Linked DNA regions of Homo sapiens: all the other regions are linked to region 1. A link is a loop called in an ENCODE intact Hi-C map of the cell type or tissue named here. Cell type or tissue: dorsolateral prefrontal cortex. All regions are shown on one strand. Region 1 has its middle 6.7 kb from the start of EPOP. Region 2 overlaps ARHGAP23 (Rho GTPase activating protein 23). Region 3 overlaps SRCIN1 (SRC kinase signaling inhibitor 1). Region 4 overlaps ARHGAP23 (Rho GTPase activating protein 23). Region 5 has its middle 4.6 kb from the start of ARHGAP23.

What was found. A loop is a pair of places that touch in the nucleus more often than their neighbours do. Peaks named below come from ENCODE experiments on the same cell type or tissue, not always from the same donor. Only the 100,000 strongest peaks of a DNase experiment are listed, where the experiment ranks them.
Region 2: it touches region 1 in a loop (4-fold over the local background); 33 of 110 quality-filtered maps call a loop at or near these places.
Region 3: a loop joins it to region 1, with 4 times the contacts of the local background. A loop is called at or near these places in 20 of 110 quality-filtered maps.
Region 4: it touches region 1 in a loop (10-fold over the local background); 79 of 110 quality-filtered maps call a loop at or near these places.
Region 5: a loop joins it to region 1, with 4 times the contacts of the local background. A loop is called at or near these places in 47 of 110 quality-filtered maps.

What each region holds. Positions count from the first base shown.
Region 1 is chr17:38,665,727-38,670,726 of GRCh38, reverse strand. No RefSeq gene overlaps it. Among named protein-coding and RNA genes, the nearest start is that of EPOP, 6.7 kb to the left of the region's middle. RefSeq lists an enhancer at 2,877-3,171. In dorsolateral prefrontal cortex, CTCF peaks have their summits at 2,811 and 3,016 (motif pointing right); a DNase peak (open chromatin) is centred at 3,026.
Region 2 is chr17:38,507,640-38,512,639 of GRCh38, reverse strand. ARHGAP23 (Rho GTPase activating protein 23) reads right to left here. Exons shown (of 24, transcript NM_001199417.2): 24 at 255-2,696. The coding sequence ends at 1,668. Among named protein-coding and RNA genes, the nearest start is that of ARHGAP23, 82 kb to the right of the region's middle. RefSeq lists enhancers at 2,240-3,056, 3,057-3,884. In dorsolateral prefrontal cortex, a CTCF peak has its summit at 3,109; DNase peaks (open chromatin) are centred at 2,832 and 3,109; H3K4me3 peaks cover 529 bases; H3K27ac peaks cover 2,503 bases.
Region 3 is chr17:38,581,929-38,586,928 of GRCh38, reverse strand. All of the region lies in intron 1 of SRCIN1 (SRC kinase signaling inhibitor 1), which reads left to right. Among named protein-coding and RNA genes, the nearest start is that of SRCIN1, 22 kb to the left of the region's middle. In dorsolateral prefrontal cortex, CTCF peaks have their summits at 2,187 and 2,389 (motif pointing right); a DNase peak (open chromatin) is centred at 2,428; H3K4me3 peaks cover 223 bases; H3K27ac peaks cover 1,542 bases.
Region 4 is chr17:38,490,273-38,495,272 of GRCh38, reverse strand. It overlaps ARHGAP23 (Rho GTPase activating protein 23), which reads right to left. Exons shown (of 24, transcript NM_001199417.2): 19 at 4,722-4,811; 20 at 3,741-3,866. Among named protein-coding and RNA genes, the nearest start is that of ARHGAP23, 64 kb to the right of the region's middle. RefSeq lists enhancers at 1,025-1,524, 1,525-2,026. In dorsolateral prefrontal cortex, CTCF peaks have their summits at 2,895 and 3,106 (motif pointing left); a DNase peak (open chromatin) is centred at 3,072; H3K27ac peaks cover 1,981 bases.
Region 5 is chr17:38,421,349-38,426,348 of GRCh38, reverse strand. It overlaps a transcript of ARHGAP23 not described here. Among named protein-coding and RNA genes, the nearest start is that of ARHGAP23, 4.6 kb to the left of the region's middle. RefSeq lists enhancers at 1,802-2,447, 4,034-4,962. In dorsolateral prefrontal cortex, CTCF peaks have their summits at 2,301 and 2,502 (motif pointing left); a DNase peak (open chromatin) is centred at 2,508; H3K4me3 peaks cover 870 bases; H3K27ac peaks cover 5,000 bases.

The DNA of each region.
Region 1 (5,000 bases):
GGCGACAGAGTGAGACTCCATCTCAAACAACAACAACAAACCCCGATATTTCTTCTCTTCCATTTACTGGGACCAGAGGTCCAAACCTAAGGCATTGCAGGGCCGAACTCCCTCCGAAGGCTCTCGGGAAGGGCCCCCTCCGTGCCTCTTCCAGCTTCTGTGGCCCCAGGTGTTCCTTGACTTGGGGCTGCAGAGTTCCCATTCTCCCATGGTATGGCCCTCCCCTCTCCTGTCTGTCACAAGGACACTTGTCATTGGCTTTAGGGCCCACCAGACAATCCAGGATGATCTCGTCTTGACATCTTTAATTAAGTTACATTTACAAAGACCCTTTTTCCAAATGAAGTCATATTCACAGGCTCTGGGGGAGTGGGGGCTGGGGATTAGGACCTGGACACATCTTTTTGGGTTCCATCATTCAGCCCACCCCAGAAACTGAGTCCCAGAAAAGAAAGAAACTTGCCCAGACTTCTGGGGGAAGCAAACAGGTACTGAGTATTTGGGGTTGGAATAGGGAAAAGCGTGCTTCCAAGCGAGGGCCACAAGTTTCTCCGAACAGGAGCCGCCTGGGGAAAGGGGAAAGGGACCCCTGGCTTTCCCTAGGCTCTGAGCTCCCGGGAATCTGGGACTCCCTCTCCCACGCCAATACGCTGGAGCCCGAGAGGGTCTGAGGAAGTCTGCTCTCCCTCCCAGGTGTCTTCAGCCCCTGCTTCTACCCCTCCCTTCCTCCAGTCCCATGTCCTCTAGGGCTGGTGGCCACCACGTTGGTTTGTCAGGGATGTGGTGGTCATAGTCTTATTTCTGTCTGGGTCTCTAAGCTCTTACAGCATCACCTGTTTTCCTTCTGTCTCAAAGGGTCTCAGAGGGTCTCCTCTCCATGTGCCTCTGGGTCTCTACCCTCCTCTTCAGGGTCTGGCAGGACCCCCAGAGTAACCCCTCGCTCACCTTCCCCTATCCCAGCCCTGCTTACCGTCTCCTCCCTCCTCCCGGGAGCATCAGCCGCCTCCAGCTCCTCTGCCTCTCACCTCTTAGACCTCTGCAGCCTGACTTCTGTCCCTGAAACCGCTTTTGCCAAGGTCAGCCAGGAGAGCCCCCAACCTCAAATTCAACAGTTGCCTCCCTGCCACCACTCCTGGACTTCTGCATAGCCTGTGACACTGCTGGACACTCACAAGGGTCTCTGTCCCCAAAGGTCCCGCCTCTGTCTTCTTCCATCTCCTCCTTCTCTTGCCCCCCTCCCCCAGAAGCTTTAAAAAGACAAAGTCCGATGAAGTCCGGTGGCGCCTGCCCTCCACCCTATCTGCCCGCAGGATTCTGTTTTCCTCCCCTAGGTCATCAGCTTGCACCTATATGGGTAAATGACTCCCACTTGACTGTCCCTGCCTCCTCTCCCTCCAGCACCCCTCCTGAGCCTTGGTCCCGCATCTCCACAGGGACAATGGCAACTCATTTGCCCCTGTCAAAGACCAAGCTCCTGGTCCCTGCCCACAGCTCCCTGCCCACAGCAGTCCCCCTGGTCAAGTCCACATTCTGGTTACAGCTCTGCTTTTCTCCCCATTACTTCCCCTGGACTCAGCACCTTGAATTCTCAGCTGGGTCCTCCCATTTGACCCACAGCTATCTATTTCCAAGCCTCCCCCTGCTTCTCCCCTCCCAAGGATCTCACAATTCTGTCTCTAATCTCCACTCCATCATGGTGCAGTGTCCCCTACCTCTAGGCTGGACTATGACAGTAGCCACCTAACTATTAATAGTTTCTGGGTGTCTGGTTTTTCTCTGATGCCCTCAGATCAGTTTACCTTCTTACTGAGTGGGTCCCCTGATAGTATTAAATGCAGCCTCCTTGGCCTGTCATTTGGAGCCCTCTGTGATTTGGCCTTAACCCCCAGCTCCCTCAACCAACTTGGTTCCCATTACTTCGCTTTATACCAGTGAAGGTATACCTGGTCTACTAGGCTGGAATGCACTTCCTTCCCCAGCGCCCCCAGCATGCCCCTCCCTGCTTTCTTTACCTTCATTCTCCAATGCAAAATGTCATCTCTCCCATGAAGTATTTTTTGATTCCCCCAGTTAGATGTGCTTCATGCCACCTCTAGACCCTCTTCACTCTTCTGTGTCTGGTAGGAAGGGACTGTGGAGTGTGGAGGGCGAGTGCGGCTTTGGGGCCAGACACTCCCGCTCCCCTCTGTCTATGGAGAACCTGGGTCAGGGGACTCGAGGCAGAACCTTCCTGACCTAAGCTTTCATTTTATTGCCTTGGCCTTAACTGAGAGTCATTGACATGTAACAACCATTTCAAAAAAAAATCGCCCCTGCAATTGTAAAAACTTCCTGAGAAGGCTGGCAAGGTAGCTTGTGTCTGTAATCCCAGCACTTTGGGAGGCCAAGGCGGGGAGAATCACTTGAGCCCAGGAGTTTGAGCCAGCCTGGACAACATAGGGAGAACTTGATGCTACCAAAAACAAACAAACAAACAAAAACAAAAAACAAGCTGGGTGTGGTGGCGTGCACCTGTAGTCCCAACTACTCTGGAGGCTGAAGTGGGACGATTGCTCAGCCACTTCAGGGAGATCAAGGCTGCAGTGAGCTGTGATCACTCCACTGCACTCCAGCCTGGGTGACAAAACGAGACCCTGTCTCAAAAACAAAAACAAAAAACACTTCCTGAGAAGACACTGTCCAGTGTGCCAAGTCCCCCTATGCTGTGTTCACATTTTCTCTAAGATAAAAAGTTAGGGTATTGATGACAAAGTTATAATTATTTGTGATTTTTCTTGTGTCCTTCTACAGTGATCTTGTATCTCTTGCTTCATTTTTTAAGGTCCTGGATCAGTGCCTTGCACACAGCAGGCACCTAATGAATACTTGCCCAATGCATTTCACCCCACCTCCGTTCCTCCTGACCCCTCCACCCTTGTCTAAAGCATTTTTAAAAAGCCTCATTTAAATGACTGCACAGCAGCTTGGCGAGTGACCCTTGGCCAGAATGCAGTTCCAGAGCTTGTCCACTAGATGCTGCTGTCTGCTAGCACCAGAAAGAGGATGGCGAGCCAGAGAAGGGTGGCTGGGGAAGGGATTCATTCTCCCAGGCCATGGAGTGAGAGCCCTGAGGGGGATCGATGTGCAAGACGTGGTCTCTGCACACAAGGAACTTAAGCAGGTGTCAGGTGTTTTACAGGCATTATTTTGCTTTCATAGCAATAGATAAGTACTATTTGTTTAGCAGATGAGGAAATGGGACTCAGAGAGGTTAATTAACTTGCCTGAGGTCACACAGCCAGTGGAGGAGCAAAGTAGCTCTGGTCTGTCTGACTAGGTTTCCTCCTGAGTGGTTATCATAGCAAGCACTGTAATGGCATTTCCTTGGAACCAGGCCTTGTTATATTATGCTTAGTTGCTCATGTAATCCTCAGGACACAACATGAGGTAGGTACTATTATTTATTTATTTATTTATTTATTTATTTATTTATTTATTTATTTATTTTTGAGACAGAGTCTCACTCTGTTGCCCAAGCTGGAATGCCGTGGCGCAATCTTGGCTCACTGCAACCTCCACCTTCTGGGTTCAAGTGATTCTCATGCCTCAACCTCCCTAGTAGCTGGGACTACAGGCGTGGGCCACCATGCCTGGCTAATTTTTGTATTTTTTAGTAGAGACGGGGTTTCACTATGTTGGCCAGGCTGGTCTCGAACTCCTGACCTCAAATGATCTGCCCACCTTGGCCTCCCAATGTGCTGGGATTACGGGTGTGAGCCACCGCGCCCAACCGTGGTACTATTAGCTCCATTTTGCAGATGAGAAAACTGGGGTTCACAGAGGTTAAGCCCATACAGCTACGGAATTGTGTCCTTTGAGTTTGTGCTCTAAATGACCACACTGCTGCCATGTTTCACCACCCAGCAGCAACCTGTTATGGGGTGGGAGTAGCCCCCACCAATATGTAGAGGTCCCAGAGCTCTGTTCCAGAGACACAAAGACACAGAGCCTGCCCCCAAGGTCCCTAGAGTGGCATGGGGAAAGCAGGACATGCAGTCCCCTCCTTAGGGTGTGGACTCTCCACAGATGTGCTGAGCGACTCAAGCTGAGTGTTGAGTGTTTTACCCTCTCTGGGGCTCAGTGTCATCACCTAAAATCAGGGGACTCTGTAACAGAAAGTGCCTCTCAGACGCAGACTTGCCATCCATGGTGATTTTTTTTTTTTTTTTTTGAAACAGGCTCTGACTCTGTCACCCAGGCTGAGTACAGTGGTGCGATCTTGGCTCATCGCAGCCTTGATCTCCCAGGCTCAAGAGATCTTCCCATATCACCCTCTCGAGTAGCTGTGACCACAGGCACGTGCCACCATGCACAGCTAATTCTGTTTATTTTTAATTTTTTTTTTGAGACGGAGTCTTGCTCTGTTGCCCAGGCTGGAGTGCAGTGGTGCAATCTTGGCTCACTGCAACCTCTGCCTCCTGAGTTCAAGCAATTCTCCTGCCTCAGCCTCCTGAGTAGCTGGGATTACAGGTGCCTGCCACCATGCCTGGCTAATTTTTGTATTTTTAGTAGAGGCGGGGTTTAACCCTGTTGGCCAGGCTGGTCTCGAACTCCTGACCTTGTGATCCACCCGCCTCAGCCTCCCAAAGGGCTGGGATTACAGGTGTGAGCCACCGTGCCTGGCCAATTTTTTTTTTTTTTGAGATGGAATCTCGCTCTGTCACCCAGGCTGGAGTGCACAATCTTGGCTCACTGCAACCTCCACCTCCCAGGCTTAAGCGATTCTCCTGCCTCAGCCTCCTGAGAAGCTGGGACTATAGGCGTGCACCACCATGCCTGGCTAATTTTTTTTTTTTCTATTTTTTTAGTAGAGACAGGGTTTTGCCATGTTGGCCAGACTGGTCTAGAACTCCTGACCTCAAGTGATCCGCCCACCTTGGCCTCCCAAAGTGCTGGGATTACAGGCGTGAGCTCTGTTTATTTTTTGTAGAGATGGGGGTCTCATTATGCTACTCAGGCTG
Region 2 (5,000 bases), 160 kb after region 1:
ATAGAGAGCAGGTGCCTGGAAACTTCGCACAGCAATGAGGGCCACCCACTCTTCCAACTCATATCTGTCCCTGTGTCATTGACCAGTCCCCCAGGACACTTACAAAAAGGTCACCAGGAAAAAGTCTGCCTCCGTCCTGCCACCCCTTGGTCCAGTCCCCATCGCCCTCCTTCCCTGGGCCAGGTACCTCTCCTGTCTCCCAGCCCCACTCTGGCCCTTTCCCTCCAAAACAAGTGAGACAGCTGACTCATGCCTTGAGGAAAGCTATTTATTTCCAAGATATAGACTGTACTTTTAAGACAGGACTTTTCAGAAGCAGGAAATTTTAGTTGTTGCCAGAGAGGTGTGTCAAGGACACAGTGAAAGGAGCCATGCGGACATGGGGTGGAAGGCTTTGTCCAACACTGTTACAACACTTTTGTAAATGAGCAAAACATCTTTAAAAATCCTTATAAATTCTTTATAATATGTTACACATTTAGAGACAATATTTACAATAAAAGAATGGGGGAGGGAGGGAAAGAAATCTACTTTACAGTAAATCTTTGCATAAAACAAGAGGACTGATAGACGTGGCAGCGGGTTCACCACCTACCTGGGCTTCCCTGGAATGAGTGAGGGTGTGTGGGGGCTGGCCTGGTGATTGGAAGTCTATTTACAGCCTGTGGGGAGAAGAGGGCGCTGGGTCCTGTCCATCCTGCAGGAACAGCCCAGCTCAGACCCCATAAATCAGTGTGTGAGTGACAGAGAGACAGCAGGGGTGTTGACTATCCCTCCTCCTAAGGGGAAGAAGGTGGGCTTCTGTGTGCCTGGGCTGTGGAAGGAACAGGCACAGATGGAAAAACAAAAAGAGGGGTGAGGGAGGTACCAGCAAGGGGGACCCTGGACCCCCCCCACCAAAAACTGTCTGGGGAACAGGCAGCTGCCCGTGGTTAAAGCGCTTAGAGGGTGACTCAGGCAAAAGGATGTTGGGGAGTAACCCTGGTGAGGGTTTCAGTCCTGCCTCCTTGGAATGGCCCCAACCCCCTTCTCTGGCTCTGGCAAGGGGGGCGGGCAGGATCCTGTGTGCACCAAAGGCAGGGAGCCCGGGGGCGCAAAGTGGGGACCAGGGTGGGGATAGGGGGACAGAAGTCGCTACTGGAAACACCTTGGGACAATGACTGCACACACAAGCCCCTCCCCCCATGGACATACGCACCCTACACCTCCTCTCCCCAGACATACACACATCCCCGCTTACAAGCTGAGGTGGGAGGGCAGAAGAAAGAAGCAAAAAGCCAGCATCACCCAGGATCTTTCCTTTAGTCTGAAACTTAGGGGTTCCCTAGCCACACCCCATGGTCCACAAGGGTCCCCAAGTGCAGCCACAGAAAGGCTCAGAAGGACCTATCGGGCGCATGTGTGCAGGGACACAGACCCCAGCAGCCCACGCCCCCTCCTCTTCTGCTCATCACCTCTGGAACCCCCTTCCATTCAATTAGTCCGGCCCCAGCCTTCTCCTCTGCCCTGCCAGTTCCAGCACACCAACTAGAGACACTGCCTGCTGCGCCCTCCACCCACACCATGCACCCAGGGGCCACAGAAGAGGAGGTGCAGGCTGGTGAAGCCTCCTGGTTCCAAAGGGGCTCTAGGGAGGGGTGGCGCCCGAGCGGCGCGGGAGGTGGGGATCACAGACACTGATGCAGGCGGGAGGCGGCCGAGCGGCGCGGGGGCTGGCTCTGCAGGGACCCCGTGTCCCCGGGCGCGGGCGGCTGCGAGGCAGCGGACGACGGGGCCCGCGCCTTGGTGGACTCCAGGCTGCTGAGTCCGGAGTCCTTGTTGTCACTGTGCGCCCGCGCGCCCGCAGGCTCCGGGGGGCCCCCTCCGCCCAGCTCCTTCCACTCGTTGAAGTTGAGGTCAGTCAGCGGGCTCTGCACCACCACGGTGTGGCGGCGCCAGCTGCTCCGGCGCCGCCGGGTCTCGGGCGACAGCGGCCGCCGCAGGCGCACGGCGAGCATGTCGTCCGCCGTGCCGCGGAGCCTTAGACGCAGCGCCTCCATGCGCGAGGGCCGGGAGGCCAGCGCCGCCGCCGGGGGCCGCAGCGACTCCTGGCTGCTGGACGACGCCGAGCCGGGCGGCTCCGGGGCGCGGGGACCGCCCCGGCCCGCGCCCTCGCCGTCTGGGCGGCCCCGGGCCAGGCGGCGGCGCGCCAGAGTGTCGCAGGGCATGAGGTGGTGCGAGCTGAAGGACGGCCGGCGTGTCAGGCGCCCCCCAGGCCCCGCGCCCGCCGCGCCCTCAGTGTCCGTCTCCACGTGGCTCAGCTCGCTACGCTCGTCGTCCGCCTCATCCCCCGCCCCTGCCCGCCGACCGCTAGCGCCCGAGCACACGCTGCGGTCCATGGTGGACAGGGTGGAGTAGCCCGACACAATGGAGCGCGTGTCCGCGGCCGGCCGCTCCTCCGGCGCCGCCGGGGGACTGAGGCGTCCGGGGGCCTCGGGGGCGACGGCGCCAGGCAGCGGCCCCTGCGGCCGCTCCTGAGTCCCCGGCGCTGTGGCCCCCGCCCCAGGCTTGTGCGCCTCCTGCTCCGAGTCGTCGTCGGTGCTGCTGCCCAGCCCCCGCGCCTCCCGCCGCTTCTTGCGCTTGCGGTTGACGGCCGAGATGAAGGAGATCGCCAGCATCTCCCGGGCGTACGGCTCCTTCTTGGGGGCCCACGAACCCTGTGTGGGAGACAGGTCAGGATGCGGGGGGCGCCCGGACTCGGCCCCCTGCCGACCCCGCTCTACCCGGTCCACCCCCACGTCACGGCACCCAGTCGCCACAAGCCCCAGCCAAGGCCAGCACCCACGGCCGCATCATAAAACGCTCCTCCTCCAGCCCCGTGCCGCCCTCCGTCCAGAGACTACCCCCGCTGGCCCAAATCTAGGCTCTCAGCTCTTTCTTGTGAGGTGGGCTGGTCTCCCAAAGCCCCCTTCCATTCTGTTTTCCGTATCCAGCCCTGGCTAAATCCTTTAGACACGGCTCTGGTGATGACAATCTCTCCACAGTGAATAACGCTTGGCAGCCTGAATCCGTTTCACACACGCCCCTGGGGTGTCATCACCAGAGCTTCCTGCATGCTGATCCCCAAATCCCCGCCAGGGGCGCTCTCTGACCACAAGTCCCCCACCTCCTCTCCACCCGCTGCCACCTGGAAACCTGCCTTCCCACCTGCCCAGCATCTACAGGCCTCTCCAGGGCAACCCGCCCAAGTTCACGTCCTCCCCTTTCCGCCGGACCCCACCAGCTCCCCACCCCGCCAATCCCCAATCCCAGGTCAATCCCGCCGCCAGCTCCGCCCCTGCAAGTGGCTGAAAGATCCCGTATGGTGTCATGGTTTGGATTGGAGCCGCTCCCAAACTGTGATTTCCAACCCCAAGTTGGGCAACTTCATGCCGCTGTTCTCACCTGAACCAGCCCTCACTGCTACACCCTGTGGTGTTTTGGGGCCTTGGCCTTTCACACTTTCCCAGGAGGGCCCATGCTGCCGCCCATGGCCTTCTGGAAGCTGGTTTTCATCCGCCCTTCTGGCCTCTCCTCTGCCTCTTGGGAGGTTCTTCTTGCCCGCCCCCCGCCCCGCCCCTGCCTTCCCCTGCCTTCCCCACTGAGACTCAGTGTTCCCAGGACTGTTTTTGGCCCCTTTGCCTTCTCTGTTCGTGTTCCCTAGAAAATACCATTCCCAAGCAGCGCTGCTATCCAGGCCTCCCTGTCCAACACCACACTCACTTGAGCTCCGGGACTCTTCTTCCCATTGAGAATCCATTTCTACCTGGGTGTCTGTAGGCTCTTAAAACTCACCTATCCGGAACCACAGCATCCTACCTACCCCTGCCCCAAACTGCCTCCATTCACACTGCTCACCTTAGGGCGGTCTTGTGACTCCTCCCTCTCTCCTCCACCCACAGCCAAGTCCTGGATTCTTTTGAAATGGCTCCCAAAGCCAACTCCTCCTCCTCCTCCGGCAGGCCCTCATTCTGCCCTCTCTGGGCCCTCCTGCCCCTCCTAATAGGGTTTCCTGCCTCCACCCTTGCCCCAGCCCGGGTCTCTCCTCCAGAGCCACCATTCTGAAGCAGGAATCTGATCCTCACCCAGCTTTGCTCAGAAGCTTGCATGCCCCAGCACCCACCAGGATAAAGCACAAGTTCCCCAGTTCAGCACATGGGGCTCTTCATAACCCAGCCCCAACTTTCCCAGCCTACTGCCCTGCTCTGCCCTGACCCCAACCCCAACACAGCCCTCACTGTGGAAATACAGCCCTACCAACCCTTCCTTTGATGTGACCTACACTGTTACATTGCTGCCAGCCCTTAATGTCCCCCTGCCCTATTTGCTGGATGAGCTCCTACTCACCCTACAAGGCCCAGCTCGAACATGGCTTCCTCTGTACAGCCACTTCCCAGCCCTCCCTTTGCCTGAGATGGGAGATCACTTCTCTATGTTCCTGTCATCTCACTATGCTCCTAGCTCTTCTCACATCAGCCTCATCAAACTCTGAGCTCCTTAAGAGCAAAGGCTGTGACTTGGTTGTTTCTGCATGGCACATAACAGGTGCTCAATAAACATGAAATGAACAAACAATTGGTGAATGAAGTCCCCTTAACACAGGAAGCCTTGTAGAAGCAGACGCTGGGACTGGTTCCTGTCTTGGGCTGGAATGACCTGACAAGGTCACGCTGCCCTTTCAACCCCTCCTCACAGACCACCTCTTGTTTCAGCCATGGTGTAATAATGAATGGAGACCCAGATGCCTCTTGTGGCCACTGCAGCCACTGTCCTTGCTCTCACATTAATTAGTTCTGAGAAAACCAGAGCATGTCAGGGACTCAGGAGTCACAGGCATGTGGCTCCTGGGCCATGGTTGCCCACAATGCACAACACCAGAAGGCACCCCCTGGAGTTGTGCAATGTGGTTGCACTGCTAGGATCAGCCTGGAGCATATGGTGGCCAGTACTGCTTTCTTTCCTGGCCAGTGCTCTCTGAGAGA
Region 3 (5,000 bases), 84 kb after region 1:
TAGCAGCCAGGGCCCAGGCCCCCAGCCTCACCGCTCCTCCTAGGCAGGTGTCAGTGCCTTCCCCCAGCCTCGAAGAGGTCCTTTAATTAGATTCTGACTCGTTTACCAACTAAGTGGCCTTCAGTGGGTTTTAAATCTGCACAAATTGGTTTGTGTTTTTCTGCCTACACAAAGCTGTGACTGGCAGTGCCCTGCACCCTCCCTAGCTGCCCTTTGCATCACCTCTGCTCCCAGCTCCCTCCAGGGCTCCATCATCCCCCATCCCATTGGATGCCCAGCTTCTGTGGAGCTTGGGAAGGGGGTGGCAGTATTCCCTGGGCAGGGGGATGGAAGAGACCACAGGGTCATAGGCCACAGTCCTAGTCCCCCTTCTTACCCCCACCCCTGGGGAAGGGAGTCCATGTGGTGACTCAGATTAGATCACTCGACCTCCCTGAGCCTCAGTTTCCCTTGCTGTATGATGAGGAGAATCAGCCTGCTCCAGACCCTTCTCCATGGTGGCTTTATAGATCAGGGCTGGGAGGTGGAGGAGGGGACAACAGGTGTATCACCTGCCAAGAACCACCTGACACCTCTTGCCTTGTCCATCTCCCCCCGCCCCCATCCACTACAGTGCCCAGGGAGTGGGCAGGGCCCACGCTGGGGGGATGGCCTCGATCCTCCCTGGCCTCGACCCTCTTCTCTGTCCTCCTTGTCACCCTTGGTGGGGAGGGGAGCTGGCATTCCTTGAAGACAACTTGCCTGGCCTTGCCCCATGTCCCTAGTGCCCTGCCCTAGTCACCAGGAGTCTTTATTTTCTAGCCATCTCCTCCATGCCTTCAACTCAGCTCCTTCTCCTCCCAGGCCCTGTCTCAGGCCTTCTGTCCAGTGGGCTCCCTTCCCACTTCCTCTCTGTCTTCCCTCCTAGTCCAGGCAGACTCTCCTGAAGTGGAGCCTGACATTCAGGGGGTGGGGCTGGGCTGGCAGGGAGTGGGGATCACCGTGGGGAGGTGCAGAGTTTCTGGCCCCCGCTCTGTGCCAGGAGCTAGGCAGGAGCCCCCTGTCTCCAATCCTCAGTCCAGCTGCCTCCTTCCCCCCATCGCCCTTCCCCCATCACACGCCCTCATCTCCGAGGCTTTAGTTGGAGTGACAGGGAGACTCAACAGGGCGCTGGGTATTAGCAATTTGGGGGGATATTACACAGGAATGTTTACAGAAAGGCAATTGCCCGGAAAATGACTTTGGTTGCTGTGGTATGGGGCGGAAAAGATGGTTTTAGAAAACAGACACAGATGGGCTTCTGATCCAAGGACCCACAGCCAGCCAGCAGAAACTGAGGAGTATGGGCACACAAGGAAGGCAGAGCCAGGGGCACCCAGGGACAGGGAGGCCGATTCCTTCACTAGCAGGGGAAGCAAAGGATCCCCTCTCCTAATTCGGGTTCCCAGAGCCTCTGCCTAGTTTGATACATATCTGGTCCCGGTTGACCTTTGTCCTCTGGCCTCCAACCTCCAAGCACACCGTGTGCTTCCCGACTGCAGCAGGCACCCAGCAGGATGGAGTCATCATGCACAATCGAAGGTGGCAGTGCCTCGGGGCTCCTCCTGGCTGACTTGGGCTCCTGTAGCATTGGCTGCAGAGGAGGGACTGGGGGAGCCTCATGCTGTGTGTTTGTGTGTGTGTGTGGGTGTGGCCTAAGGCAGGCAGGTCCTCCACCCTTCCAGCTGTCTCCATGCTCCTCTCCTGCTGCCCTGCCTAGCCCCATGTCCTGTGGGCTTGTGAGTTGGTGTCTTCACCCTGAGTGCCTCCTGCCCTCGCTTCCTGCCAGGGCTATAACCCAGCTCCTACCCCTGCCCAGGCAGTGGGTCGGGGCACACATGTGACAGCCTCTCAGGTCCCCAAGGGAGGGGTTTTGTCCAGCCTCCTTATCTCCACAGAGAGGGTTACAGGGACCTGATTTCCAGATCTTGAGTTTGGGGCTGGGGAGGACTCACATCAGGGGCCCCAGAGAGTTCTCTTCTCCCTTTCCTGAGCTGGTGGCTTCGTTCTTCCTCTACTTTGTCCATTTGCCTCTCTCCTTCCTTCTCCCTCCCTCTCCTCTCCTCTCCCCGTTCTCCTCCTTTGCAGATGACATCATGTGTGAATGTTGCCCAGGGGCAGCCAGAGGACAGAGTAGAGGGTTACATCCGGGGTAAAGATGCCAGTTGGGGACCGGCTTGGTGGCTTATGAGATGGTGTCACTAAGATGTTGGGATCTTAATTCTCATAATCAGTTACAGTGATCTCATGTAAAAGAATGTGGTGGAGGATAAAAATAAATGAGGCTGATAAATAAACGTAGAATTTGGAATTGTTCGGACAAATGACAACGTCACTCTTCCCAAGCACCTGTGCCGTCCTCCTAGCCGGCCACTGGGGGGCGCCCGCCACTTCCCGGCCACCCCAGCCTCAGGCCACTTTCACCTTCCGCGTTTCCCAGGCGGGGCAGGCTGAGCTGAGGGTGGCAGAACCCGCCTTCCTCACCCTGCCCTTCCCCTCATTCGGATTCTGGATTTCGCCAGTTCTTGGCATCTTCCCTGTGGCTTGAATCTCGGACTCAAAAAATATAGTCAGCCTTGCACACTGAGGTTCCTTGGAGAAAAGAGAAGCCCTGAGCCCCCTCCCTTATGTCTCTGGTTTCCCCAACCCCATCCCTGGGTTGGGGGGAACCTTCAGGCCCAACGCCCCTCCACCAGGGTATCCTAGCTTTGCTTCCCTTCCCCCAGAGTTCCCTGCCTCCGTCTCTCTCTATCGCAATGCCCCTATCCCTCTCCCAGCAGAACCCAGCCATGCTTAAGACCCCAGCCCGGGTCTCTCATGCCCTCCCTGCCTGGAACAGGACGCATTGATCTGTGCAGGGCTGGCAGGTGCCTGGATCCGCTTGCTAGATTGGAATCGATCCCTGTGTCTTTTCCCTGGGCTGCTCAGGTCCGAGGGGGGTCAGGGCCACTCCGAGGACTTGCTGATGGCTGGAACAGGCGTAGGGGTAACAGGGAGGTCAGGCTGCTACAAGCCCATCGCTGCTCAGGAATGTCTTTCATTGAAAGCAACCTACTTTGGCCTGGCGCGGTGGCTCACGCCTGTAATCCCAGCACTTTGGGAGGCCGAGGCGGGCGGATCACCTGAGGTCAGGCGTTGGAGACCAGCCTGGCCAACATGGTGAAACTCCGTCTCTACTAAAAATACAAAAATTAGCTGGGCATGGTTGTGGGCTCCTGTAATCCCAGCTACTCAGAAGGCTGAAGCAGGAGAATTGCTTGAGCCCGGGTGGCAGAGGTTGCAGTGAGCCGAGATCGCACCATTGCACTCCAGCCTGGGCCATAGAGTGAAACTCTGTCTCAAAAAAAAAAAAAAAAAAAAAACAGAAAATGAAAAAAAGAAAACAACCTACTTTCTCTACCATTGTCTTGCCAGCCTCTCACTTAGTGCCCAAAGGCAGAGTTTAGACGTTAACATCCCCATTTTACAAATTAGGTTCTTAGGCTCAGAGAGGGAAGATATTTGTTGACTGAATGAGTAAGTAAATTAATGAGGCTGGGTGTGTGTGGTGGCTCATGCCTGTAATCCTAGCACTTTGGGAGGCTGAGGTGGGTGGATCGCTTGAGCTCAGGAGGTGGAGACCAGCCTGGGCCACATGGCAAAACCCCATCTCTACAAAACAAAACAGACCACCAAAATAAGCTGGGCATGGTGGCACGTGCCTGTGGTCCCAGCTACTCAAGAGACTGAGGCTGGAGGCTAGCTTGAGCCCAGGTTGAGGCTGCACTGAGCCATAATCGCGCCACTGCACTCCAGCCTGGGCAACAGAGTGAGACCTTGTCTCAAAAAATAAATAAATGGCTAGCCTGGGGTCTCAGAAAAGTTGCTAAGACACCCAGGGTGTCTCTGGCCTGGGTTTTTCTCTCCCAGTGTTCTGATTTCAAGTGCCTGGCCTGCTGAAGGAGTTAAAATCATGCCTGAATCTTCAGAGCCCCCCCAGGAGGCTGGTCACTGGCTTCCCTCTCCTAAGGACAGGATGCTCCCCCACCCTCAACCAGAAGCCCAGGTTCATCCTCCCAGCTCAGCTGGGGCCCTGCAGAAAGAAGTTAAATCTGTACAAAGTAGGAAGCCAGGACAGCTAGGCTACCCAGGCGTTCCCTTCTCCCCGAGCCTCAGCTTACTTTTTTGTTATATAAAAGCCAAGGATCTCAAAGGTTCTTAAACAGATTCTAAAGCTTTTCACATCAAAGCTCCTCCTTGCCACCGCCCCTCAGAGAGAGCAGATCATCTCTCCTGCCCCCTCCCCTCTCTCTGCCACCCCTTAGTATCTAGCTCCTGCCCGCCTCACCCCAATAGCCCCAATGCCAGAGCACCTGAGGGCTGAGCGACGGCCTGGAGGAGGCAGTGAGGGGTAGTCCCTGCTTCCCTGTCTGTGCAGGCTGCTCAGCAGCCCCTCCCCACTGCCAACTGTGAGATTTGTGGGACTGCAGTCATATAGTGCAGTTGTGAGCTCCATGCCCTACCCTCTGCCTGCTCCAGCAGCTGGGAGCTGGGACCTCTCCCTGCCATAATCTGCCTGGGAGAACTGGGTGACCTGGGGACCCTCCCACTCCACAGTCACCACTCATCTCAGGCTGGTACACTGTTTGCTCCACCCCAGACACACTGAGATCCCCCAGGAGGTAGGGAAGGAGGTGCTGGCATGAGGAGGGGGTAAGAGAGGGGATGAGGAGCTCTTTTGGCTCCAGGAAGGAAGCAGCTGGGAGATGATAATTGGAGACCTGTCCCAATGTTGTCCTGAGCCCTAGGAGGGCAGAGGAGCCTGGATCTCTGGCATAAGGGGCAGGGGTCCTTCTGGCTCAGGCAGGACTAGGCCTGAACTGTGGAGCTGGATTCCAGCAGCAAGGCCACGGCAGAATCCACAAGGCCTGGGCAAAGGAAAGGCTCTTGGCCTCAGAGGGTCCCCTCCTTCTCACTTGTACCCAATGGGCTGCAGACCTCTG
Region 4 (5,000 bases), 180 kb after region 1:
GCGACAGAGTGAGACTCTGTCTCAAAAAAAAAAAAAAAAAAAAAGAAAAAGAAAAATGGAAGCTCTGGAGTCAGTCATCTTGGTTCAAGTTCACCTTAGCCAAGTTACTTTCCCTCTGTAAGTCTATTTACTTATCTCTAAAATGGGCATGATGTGAGTACCTCCTTCTAGGCCTGAGGAGGATTGAGATGAAATACTGTATGGAAAACGTCGAGTGCAGCACATTGTTAATGTATAATAGATGTCAGCTACTGCTATTCAAAAGTGTGGCTTCCAGAGACAGGCTGACCAGGGGAAGCCTGAGGATCGGCCCAAAGAAGCCAGCCGTTAATGCAGGTTGGAAGGTGCCCAGAAGTACTCTGCAAGCCACAGCGTCTACAGGAAGCGCCCGGGTGGCCACGGCTCTCAAGAGGAATCCACACTAGTTCCTGCCACCCTGTTTCTGCACGTGCTGTTCTTTCCGCCTGGGATGCCCTTTCTCCCTGCTCTGCCTGGCTAAGTTCTCATCATGGTCCTCTAAGGCAGTTCAAGAACTCCATGACTACGACCCCAGCCCTGCACCCAGGGCCGGGGTGGGTCCTTCTGTGGGGCTTCCTTGGGCATAGCCCAGAGCACAAAGAGACGCAGCTCTTACTTTGATAAACATTATTAAAAGAATAAATGAATGAGAAGCATCATTTTTTTAATGGATTTTTGTGTGTGTGTGTGTGTGTCAGGGTCTCACTCTGTCACCCAGGCTGGAGTGCAGTTTCGCAATCTCGGCTCACTGCAGCCTCCCACCTCAGCCCCCCAAGTAGTTGAGACCACAGACACGCACCACCACACCCGCTGGCAATATTCCTTCTGAGCAGGCTCCCATTCACCTCCGTGTTCCCAGCACGGGGATCTGTCTCTGGCGTGGAATAATGACCACGACGAAGAGGATGACAGTCCGTTCTCACACGACACTTAGGACCTGCCAGGCACCGCCGCGAGTGCTTTAGCAGACATTCACAACGATGTGAGGTAAACAGTATTGTCATCTCTGCTTTACAGGTGTGGAGACTGAGGCACAGCAGGTAAGGAACTTGTCCAAGGCCACACAGCACATAGGAGCAGGCTGGCCCCAGAGCCACTGCCGTCAATCCCCCCACCCCAGTGGGCACTTGGCAATGTCTGGAGACATTTTCGATTGTGACAACTAGAGTGATATTCCCAGCATCCAGCAGGTAGAAGCCAGCGATGCTGCTAAATGTCCTGTAACACACAGAACAGCCTCCCACAAGAAAGACTTATCTGGACCCCAGCGCTCACTAGTGCTGAGGCTGAGAAACATTAGGTATCGCTGCCTTTGCTGAGTGAGTCCCTGAGCAAATGCCCTGGGTGATCTTTGTTTGGGTTCCATTTGACTTCGTAAACATAGGTAGGGGCTCCTGGCAACTTGCCCGCTGCAAGATCAGACACCCAGGTTTGCTCTCCTCTCTGCTCTGCCATTATCTTGCTGCGTGGCCCTGGGCAAGTCGCTGTTCCTCTTTACCCCTCAGTTGCCACGCTCTTTCCGACCTGAAGACTGGTCTGGGTACCCCAAGTGACAGCAGCACTGCCCTGGCTATGGAGCCTCCAGGCTAGACAGAGCTGGCACGCTTGGGTGGGCAGGCTTTCAGGGCTTGCAGAGTGGGTGGCTCATTCCCTCGACAATCATCCAGGGCTGGTTACGTTCAGATGCCAAGGAGGCAGAGAAGGGAAGGACACTAGCTCAGTTAGCTCTCGGGAATGAATCTCTGAGTAGAAAAGCCCAGCCTGGCTGGGCGTGATGGCTCACACCTGTAATCCCAGCACTTTGGGAGGCCGAGATGGGAGGATCGCTTGAGTCCAGGAGTTCAAGACTAGCCCTGGCAACATAGTAAGACCTCATCTCTACAAAAGAATACAAAAATTAGCCAGGTGGTGTGGTGGTGGCATCTCTAGTCCCAGCTACTCAGGAGGCTGAGATGGCAGGATCGCCTGAGCCTGGAAGTGGGCCGTATCTGCCCACTGCACTCCAGTGTGGGCGACAGACTGAGACTCTATCAAAAAAAAAACAAAAAAACAAAAAAAAAGCGAAAAGAGAGAGAGAGAAAGAGAAAGAAAACCCAGCCTGACGTAACCTCAATTAGCAATTTACTCAGTCATTTATACTCCACAAACACTGAGTAGCCACTGTGTGCCAGTAGTGTCAGTGCTAAATGAGACAAACTCCACCTTCTCCACCCTGCCCAGAGCAGGGACTCCCCCTTGGGGCTTTGGCCTCCTTCCTCCCTGAAGGCTGCAGTTCCTGACACCTCAGCTGACCTCAGACCTTGGGCTTCCAGGGACTTCTCCAGGAGCACAGGGCCAGACACCCATTCTTCCCTGCTGCTGCCCCCAAAACACACCCTCACGGGAGGTTCCGGGGCTCCCTGGTGCCCTGGAGAGCTAAGCTTTCCCAAGGCCTCATCAGGATCCCCGACGCTGCAGGGCAGCCCTGGCCTCCCAGACAGCTCTGGAGTGGTGTTCCCAGTGTCCGGATGCAGCAGGCTGTGATCTTCCCTCCTGTGGCTCGGAGCCCTGAGCATGCAGTGAAGGAGGGAGATGGGCAAGCAAGGCTGTTAACATGGCTCAGCTGCTCACCACCTCGCCTCCTTACCCTGGCCCCCTCCCTCCGTCCCAAGCCAGCTCAAGGAGGGACCCAGGAGTCTGGCCTTTGGGTTGATAGCAGGAGGAAAGCACAGGCTTTGGTTAGTCAGATCTGGCTTGAAATCTTGGGCTGCCACTTATTAGCTGTGTGACCATGAGCAAGTTGCTTTGCCTCTCTGAGCCTGTTTCCTCCTCTGTAAAATGGGGGTGATAGGGCCCAGCTTTCCTTCCCTAAAGTGTCTAGGGGGCTTGGGACTGAGGCTTCCCTTCCTCTGACCAGCTGCCAGTCTTATTTCCCCTGGCAGGAGGGGCTCTGTTCTCATCCTTTGTGGGCTGTAACAAGAATTGGAAATGGAAAATCTACGATTCATAATGATATCCGTGTGCACACCAGAAGGCGGCAGTGCTGCCTTAGGGTTGGGCTCTCGAAAACCAAGGCCTTCTGCGCCCTCTGCTGGCCACTCTGGGTTCTCCTCCGCCCATGCACAGTAACAAGAACCTACAGGACCAGGGCTGTTGGCATCCAGGAAGCCATGAGAAGGGAGGTGGCCAGCCCAGTACATGCCAAGCACTGGTGCAGGATCCTGCCTCAGGCCAAGGCCCTGTGCCCTGCCCCATCCACCCCTTGTTACCAGGAACATCACCACTATCTCCCCAAAACCTCAGTGGGGCCAGCAGGGAAAGTCACTAGAGCCGGGGCCTCCTGATATCAGGCCAGACCTTGGCCCCCGTCTGCTCGTGTCTGCCAGGACACCTCTCCAGGGGCCAACTTCTGAAGCTGCCCCTTCCGCCCTCCACCAGTAGCACCTTCCCTGCCCTTCCTCCTCTTCTACCTTTCCCAGGCATCTCGGAAGCTCGGGGGCCTCTTGACTCTCCTGCTGGGGACACAACATCCCAGGGCAGCAGGGATTCCAGGATCCATTCCTGCCTTGCCTTGAAATGCAGCCCATGGCTTTGGAGGAGTATATACCACCCTAGCAGCATGCTCTAAAGCTGCCGAGCCCTTCCTGGGGCACACTCCGCCAGGCGGAGCAAGAGCGAGGGGCTCAGAGGAACATGGCCTGGGCCCCAGGGGCTGCCGGGCGCCCCCCGGAACAGGGGCTTACGTGCTGGATCAGTGTCTCCACGATCTTGTAGCGGTCAGGCATGTGGGTCACCATGTCTGTCATGTTGTCCTCAGACGTCCTCACCAGTGTCGGCCCAAAGACCAGGGCCAGGTTCCGGGGTTCCATCTGGGCAGCAGGGAAAGCAGGTCACTGTCAACATCCTGACCTCAGTCCTCCCTCACTCTGGCACCTGAGGCCTCTGTCCCCAACTACATCCTCACCAGTCCCCAGCTTAGAGGGTGGACACCCCCTTGTATGGGCATGGAGATGCTTGATGAGTAGAGCACAGACCAGATTTCAGCCCCTTTCATCCCCAGGCCCAGCAGCCATGAGCAGTGCCCAACCTGCACACCTATACAAGGCAGCCCTGAGTGGTCAGTGCCAGCAGTGGGAGACCCTGCAGTAGGAAACATGTTGGAGGTCCCAGGGGTTATTTTAGGCCTGGGAAATAATCCGATCACTTCCAGGTGCCTGTAATCCCAGCTACTCGGGAGGCTGAGGCAGGAGCATCGCTTGAACCCGGGAGGCGAAGGTTGCAGTAAGCCGAGATCGTGCCAAGGCACTGCAGCCTGAGCGGCAGAGTGAGACTTCGTCTCAAAACAAACAAACAAACAAACAAAACACAAAAAATCCTATCACTCCCCTCATTTTCCCCACTGCAGAACCAGAAGGCATAAGGGGTTTGATGAGGAAAATGCAATGCGAGGGACTTGAGCTAAGTCGGAGGATGGCAATGCATCGGATACGGGGGGCCGGGGTTCCCTGCCTCTGGAAAGCCCTCAGAAACTCAGGAGATGGCTCTCTGGGGGAAAGCACTGACCAGCATGTAGGAGCGGGGTGGGGACGGAGCAGTCATAGGAGGAGGGCGTGCCTAGAGGGGCCTGAGTTACTGGACCTGCTGGAGCTCAGTGCGTGCTGAGGGCCCTCACACAGTAAGTCCGTGCTTGCCTCCCCCAGACTCCATGCGGGACTCCTACCCACCTTGTTTTTCTCAGAGTGGTCAGCGATGGTCTTGAGATGGCCCACAAGGAATTTGAGCGTTTCATAGTAGTGTCCTGGGAGATCCCGGATCTGAGCAGGAGAGAGGAGGGGCATGGGGACAGGCTGTAAGGGCCTGCCCCTGTCCCCCGTCATCACCATGCCCCAAAGATCTCCCACTACCATGCCTCAGGGAGTCTGGAACCTATCCTCTAACCCCCCGTTCTCTTGTATGGACGGGGAAACTGAGGCCCTGAGTGGAGCGGGGCTTCTCCAAGGCCA
Region 5 (5,000 bases), 240 kb after region 1:
GGATGGTCTCGATCTCTTGACCTCGTAATCCACCCTCCTCGGCCTCCTAAAGTGCTGGGATTACAGGCATGAGCCACCGCGCCTGGCCTACTGCTTGGATTTTCTTGCTTAACTTTCCACCAGGTCCCTGTTCCTGTCTCTTTCTGCCCTGTAGCTCCAGTGGTCCAATGCTTGTTGCCACCTTGGCTCAGAGGTCCTTTCCTCCCAGGATAAAGGGTTGTCTCTGTGAGGGAGAAAGGTTGGCATCTGAAATCAGACTGAACTGAGGCCATGGGGGAGGAGGGAGGGTGGTGGCCGTGGGGTGCCCCTGGCTCACTTTTTCCAGAGCCTGATGCCCTCAGACCCCGCAGGAGGGGGTGAGAGGAAATGAGCTCACACTGACCGGCAGGCGAATTCCTCCCTCCACAATGCACTGCACAGCCTCCCCCACCCGCTCCCACTTCCCAGAAAGTGCGGCTCTCTCCCCACCCTGCCGCCCTTCCCACCTCTTCCTGCACCTTGACCTGCACCCCCACCCTGTCCCAGCCCACCTCATCTATCTTCTTTAGCTGCTCTTCCTCCTCACCTTCCTCTCCATCCGGGCTCCCCTTCCTCTCTCGACACTCTGGGTCTCACTCCATGCATCCTGCCATCCGCCCCAGCACCCACTGTATTCCTGTACCCTATTTTTTTGGGGTTTGGAGCCATAGAGCCCAACATGGGGAGAGTCTCCCTGGTTGAGGACCCTCCTCATACTCCCCCTCTTTCCAAACTCCTTCCCCAGCCCAATCACCATCCTTCATTCACAAGGTCTACTATGTGAGGGGGTAGAGGAGAGGAGGGGGTGGGGTAGGTTGGCCCTGGGAATACAGAGGTGAGGCCTAGATCCTTCCCTTGAGGGGCCTGGGTCTCCTCCAGTTGTGACTCTATAAAGAACTCCCAGCACAGGAGCACATTCGGCTGGAGAAGCAGAGGAGGCTTCCCCAGGAGGTGCCTTGAGCTTCTTGGGCTTCCTGGATGGGGCAGGGGAGAGTGGGAATAGGGAAAAAGGCACTCCAGGGAGAGTGATGCTCAGGGCGAACCAGGGAGGCAGGAGAGAGAGCAGGCTCCGGCATCGGCATCGTGGCTGGAGCCAAGTGGAGGGTGCCTATGGGCAGGAAGCATGGAGGGATGAGGAAGGAAACACAGGCGGGGGTGTGACGCTGGAGGGGCTGCCCAGAGGCGCTTCCGTGCTAGCCTGGTTTGGGGCAGGGAGCTGAAGCAGCGATGTGCCATGGCCACCGTGGCACATAACGGGAACAGGAATGGAGGGCGGCAAGCAAAGTGATTCTAGGAGAAAGGTACCAAAGCAAGGGGCAGGGGCAACAAACAACAGAGGCTCTGGGATTTGGTGAGCAGGAGGAAGGAAATGGAAGAGTGCAGGGCAAGGCCAAGGCCTGGAATATCAGGTTGTCTAGGGTGTTCACAGAGAGAGGGGACAAGCCAGGCACGAAGTCCTTTGTATGTGAGATCCCAGTTAAGCCTCACAAAGGCCTGTGAAATAGATCTCAATCCTCATTCTATGGATAAGGAAAATGAGGCCCAGAGAACTCAAGTATCTTACCCAAGGCCACACAGGATTTGAACCCAGGCATTTGGGCTCCAGGGTCTATACACTTAACCCGCAGGCTGTGAGGCTGGTGGAATGGTGACAGGCTGCTTAAACCGTGGGTCCATCTTCTGAAAGAGAGGCTTGAGCTAGAGACTCTGGTAGTCCCTGAGACCAGGGGTGTGGTTCAGATTCTCCAGGGAGAGTGAAGAGTGAGAGGAACCCTGGCTTGGGGGTAGGCAGAGAAGGAGGAGGCAACAAGGACTGGGAGGAAGCAGGCAGCCAGAGAAGGTGGCACTGTGTGGGGCAGAGACAACAGCCTCGGGGGCCAGTGGGTGTGGGGGTCAGACTGTGCAGGGAGGAGGGGCCCCAGGGAGGAGGGAGTCGAATCTGCCCACTGAGCATTAACAGGAAGGGACAGGCGACAGGCAGGCAGCACAGGTGGGTGTGGACAAGGCAGGTGTCTGTTTGGGTGGGGAAGACTTCAGCAGGCTGTTGGGTTGAGGAGCAGGTGCCAAGGAGAGACAGCCGGAGGGGACGCAAGGAGGGCGTGATGAGCGGACTGGAGGAAAAGTATCTGGAGGGTGGGGCTCCAGAGGAGGAACCCAGGTTTATGATGTCCTCAAAGGAGCCCTGAATCAAGAATCTGAAGACCTGGGTTCAAATTCGTGCTGCACCCTCCCTGCGCCCCAGCCCCCAGTAGCTGTATGACTTTTGAGAACAAGTATATTCTCAGAACCTCAGTTTCACCCTCTGTAAGATGAAAACGATAAGGCCTTCTCGGCCTGCCTCTGATTTGAGGCTCACATTTGACAAAGAATCTGAAAAACTCTGTGAGCTGAAAAGGAAAAACCATAATGTATGAAAGGTGGGTTATGGGGCACGGGCACCTACACCTGGCCCCAGCTCAGGCCCTTCCACCAAAGGAGAAAGAGCATCCCCTGGTGGAGAAGGATGGCAGGGCAGGACTAAAGGGGACAGCGGTTCTTGCACTTTTATGGCTTCAGCCCCCAGGTCCTCTACTTGTCCCCCACAGGCAACACCCCCACCACAGTTTGTATCTCCAAAGCGAGAGGGGCCCCATTTAATCAAGTCAAAAGACATTTATTGGCCAGGCGCGGTGGCTCACATCTGTAATCCCAGCACTCTGGGAGGCTGAGGAGGGCAGATCACTTGAGGTCAGGAGTTCGAGACCAGCCTGGCCAACATGGTGAAATCCCATCTCTACTAAAAATACAAAAACTTAGCCAGGCGTGGTGGTGTGCGCCTGTAATCCCAGCTACTCAGGAGGCTGAGGCAGGAGAATTGCTTGAACTGGGGAGATGGAGGTTACACTGAGCTGCGATCATGCCACTGCACTCTTGCCTGGGCGATAGAATGAGACTCTGTTTCAAAAAAAAAAACAAAAAGCAAAACAAAAAATTAGCCAGGCATGGTGGCACGTGCCTGTAGTCTCAGCTACTTGGGAGGCTGAAGCAGGAGAATCGCTTGAACCCAGGAGTCAGAGGCTGCAGTGAGTCGAGATCATGCCGCGGCACTCCAGCCTGGGTGACAGAGCAGAACATCGTCTCAAAAAAAAAAAAAAATTATTGAGCACCTAGTACATGCAAACTGCTGTGTTGGGTGGTAGGGAGGGAACCGTCCCCATATTCCACGGAGGGCAACAAACACAGCAAAGGGTGCCTGGGATGGTGCTGAGATTGTGGTGCAAGCACAGTGTTGAGCAAAACAAGAAGGAGCCTCCAGTGACTAGGGGAGGAAGAAGGGGTCTTGGGAGGCAGGCAGGGTTTGTCCTAGACCTCAAAGCCCTCTACTAGCAAACGTCAGAGAAAGGAGGGAGAGGGTGGGGCACAGGCGCTGGCCACAGCCCCAGACATCCCATAGAGTGAACCTCACTGACCATATTTAATGATGGAGGGTGGGGCAATGGTCCACTCAAGATGATGCCAGTTCCCACTCATCCCTGGTGTCAGGTCTCCCAGGAATCCTGTGAGAAGAATCCCACCTGAACACCCCTTGGGGAGGGAGGCTGAAGACCCATGGCCAGGCTGGGGCCAAAGAGCTCTGGTAATCTGCCAAGCAGCTGGGGCCTACGCAGAAAACCTCTGGACAGCTGGCTACGGCGGGAGCGAGAGGCTGCATCTTGTCTGAGCTGGCAGCAGGGTAAGCTGGCAGCAGGGTAAGCAAGCCACACCCAGCGAGGCCCCATGTCAGGTCAGGAGGTGGCCGACAGAAAATCCACCCCTGCCACTCTGAACTGGCCATCTTTAGGGAAACTACGTTTGGGAAACCCAGCCCAGCAGGCTTTTCACTGTGTGACACCCTGTCAGGGAAGGCCGGTGGCACGGACCCTGTGTATGAGTGAGTGTGCGCGAGGCTCAAAGATGCCTTACAAAAACCATGCCGTCACTCAGCAGGGGCTTGCAAACACCAAGACGGAGAGGAAAGGAATTAAAATACGTTGAGCACCCACTATGTGCCAAGCTCTTTATAAACATTATTTCATTTAGTCCCCATGACAACACTGTAAGGTGGGTATTATTAGCCCCGCTATGTAAATGAGGAAACAGACACAGAGAGGCTAAGTAGCTTGTCCAAGATCTCCCAGCTAGGATTCAGGATTCTAGCCGAAGTCTGATGTTGCTCTTTCTATCGAATGATCCCTCTGGGAGGGGTCAGGCCAGGGAGTTCATTCCAGCTCAGGATGCTAAATTCTACAGTTCTACATAGGGCTTTTCAATTCTTCCTGCTTCTGTTCCAGGCTCCCAGCCCCTGCCCAGCCCCACCTGGTCCCCACACATCACTGCACATGGGACCCATCCTCCTCCCTGTCTCCATTTTGCCCTTCTGGAAGGGAAGAAGGAGAGGAGCAAAGAGGAAAGAAGGGGAACATAGAGGAAGGGAAGAGAGAGGAAGCAAAGGGGAAGGGATTAGAGAGGAGGCTCCCACCTCCCCGTCGAAGCTCTGGAAATCCCCCTGCAGCTGCTCCCCTCTCCTCTGTCTGGCCCTGAGCCAGCCCTGGGTGGGAGTGTTGGGAGTCAGATGAGGAGAAAAGAGGGGCGGGACTGACCACAGTGGGGCAAGCCCCTCAGTCCTGGCACTCACCCCACCCAGCAGTTCCAGCCCCCGTGAGAGATTCCAGGCATGCTCCCCTTTAAGGAAGCCCTCCATGCCAAAATCCACACATACCAAACAGACACATCGGCGGCTCACGCACTATAAAAGGATTCTTTGCTTTACAAGAGGGCTCAGCACATGGGAAACTTAAAATAGGAGCTTCCCCTGGTGCAATGAAAGAAGCTCTGATTTCAGACGCACTCCATACACACCACGCTTCCGGTGCATCCAGAAAGCCGGGCGTTAACCACATCAGCCTAGGCACCTCGGAGAGTGTGCCGATCATCAGAGTCCATGTCTGTGGGGAGGGACCTCA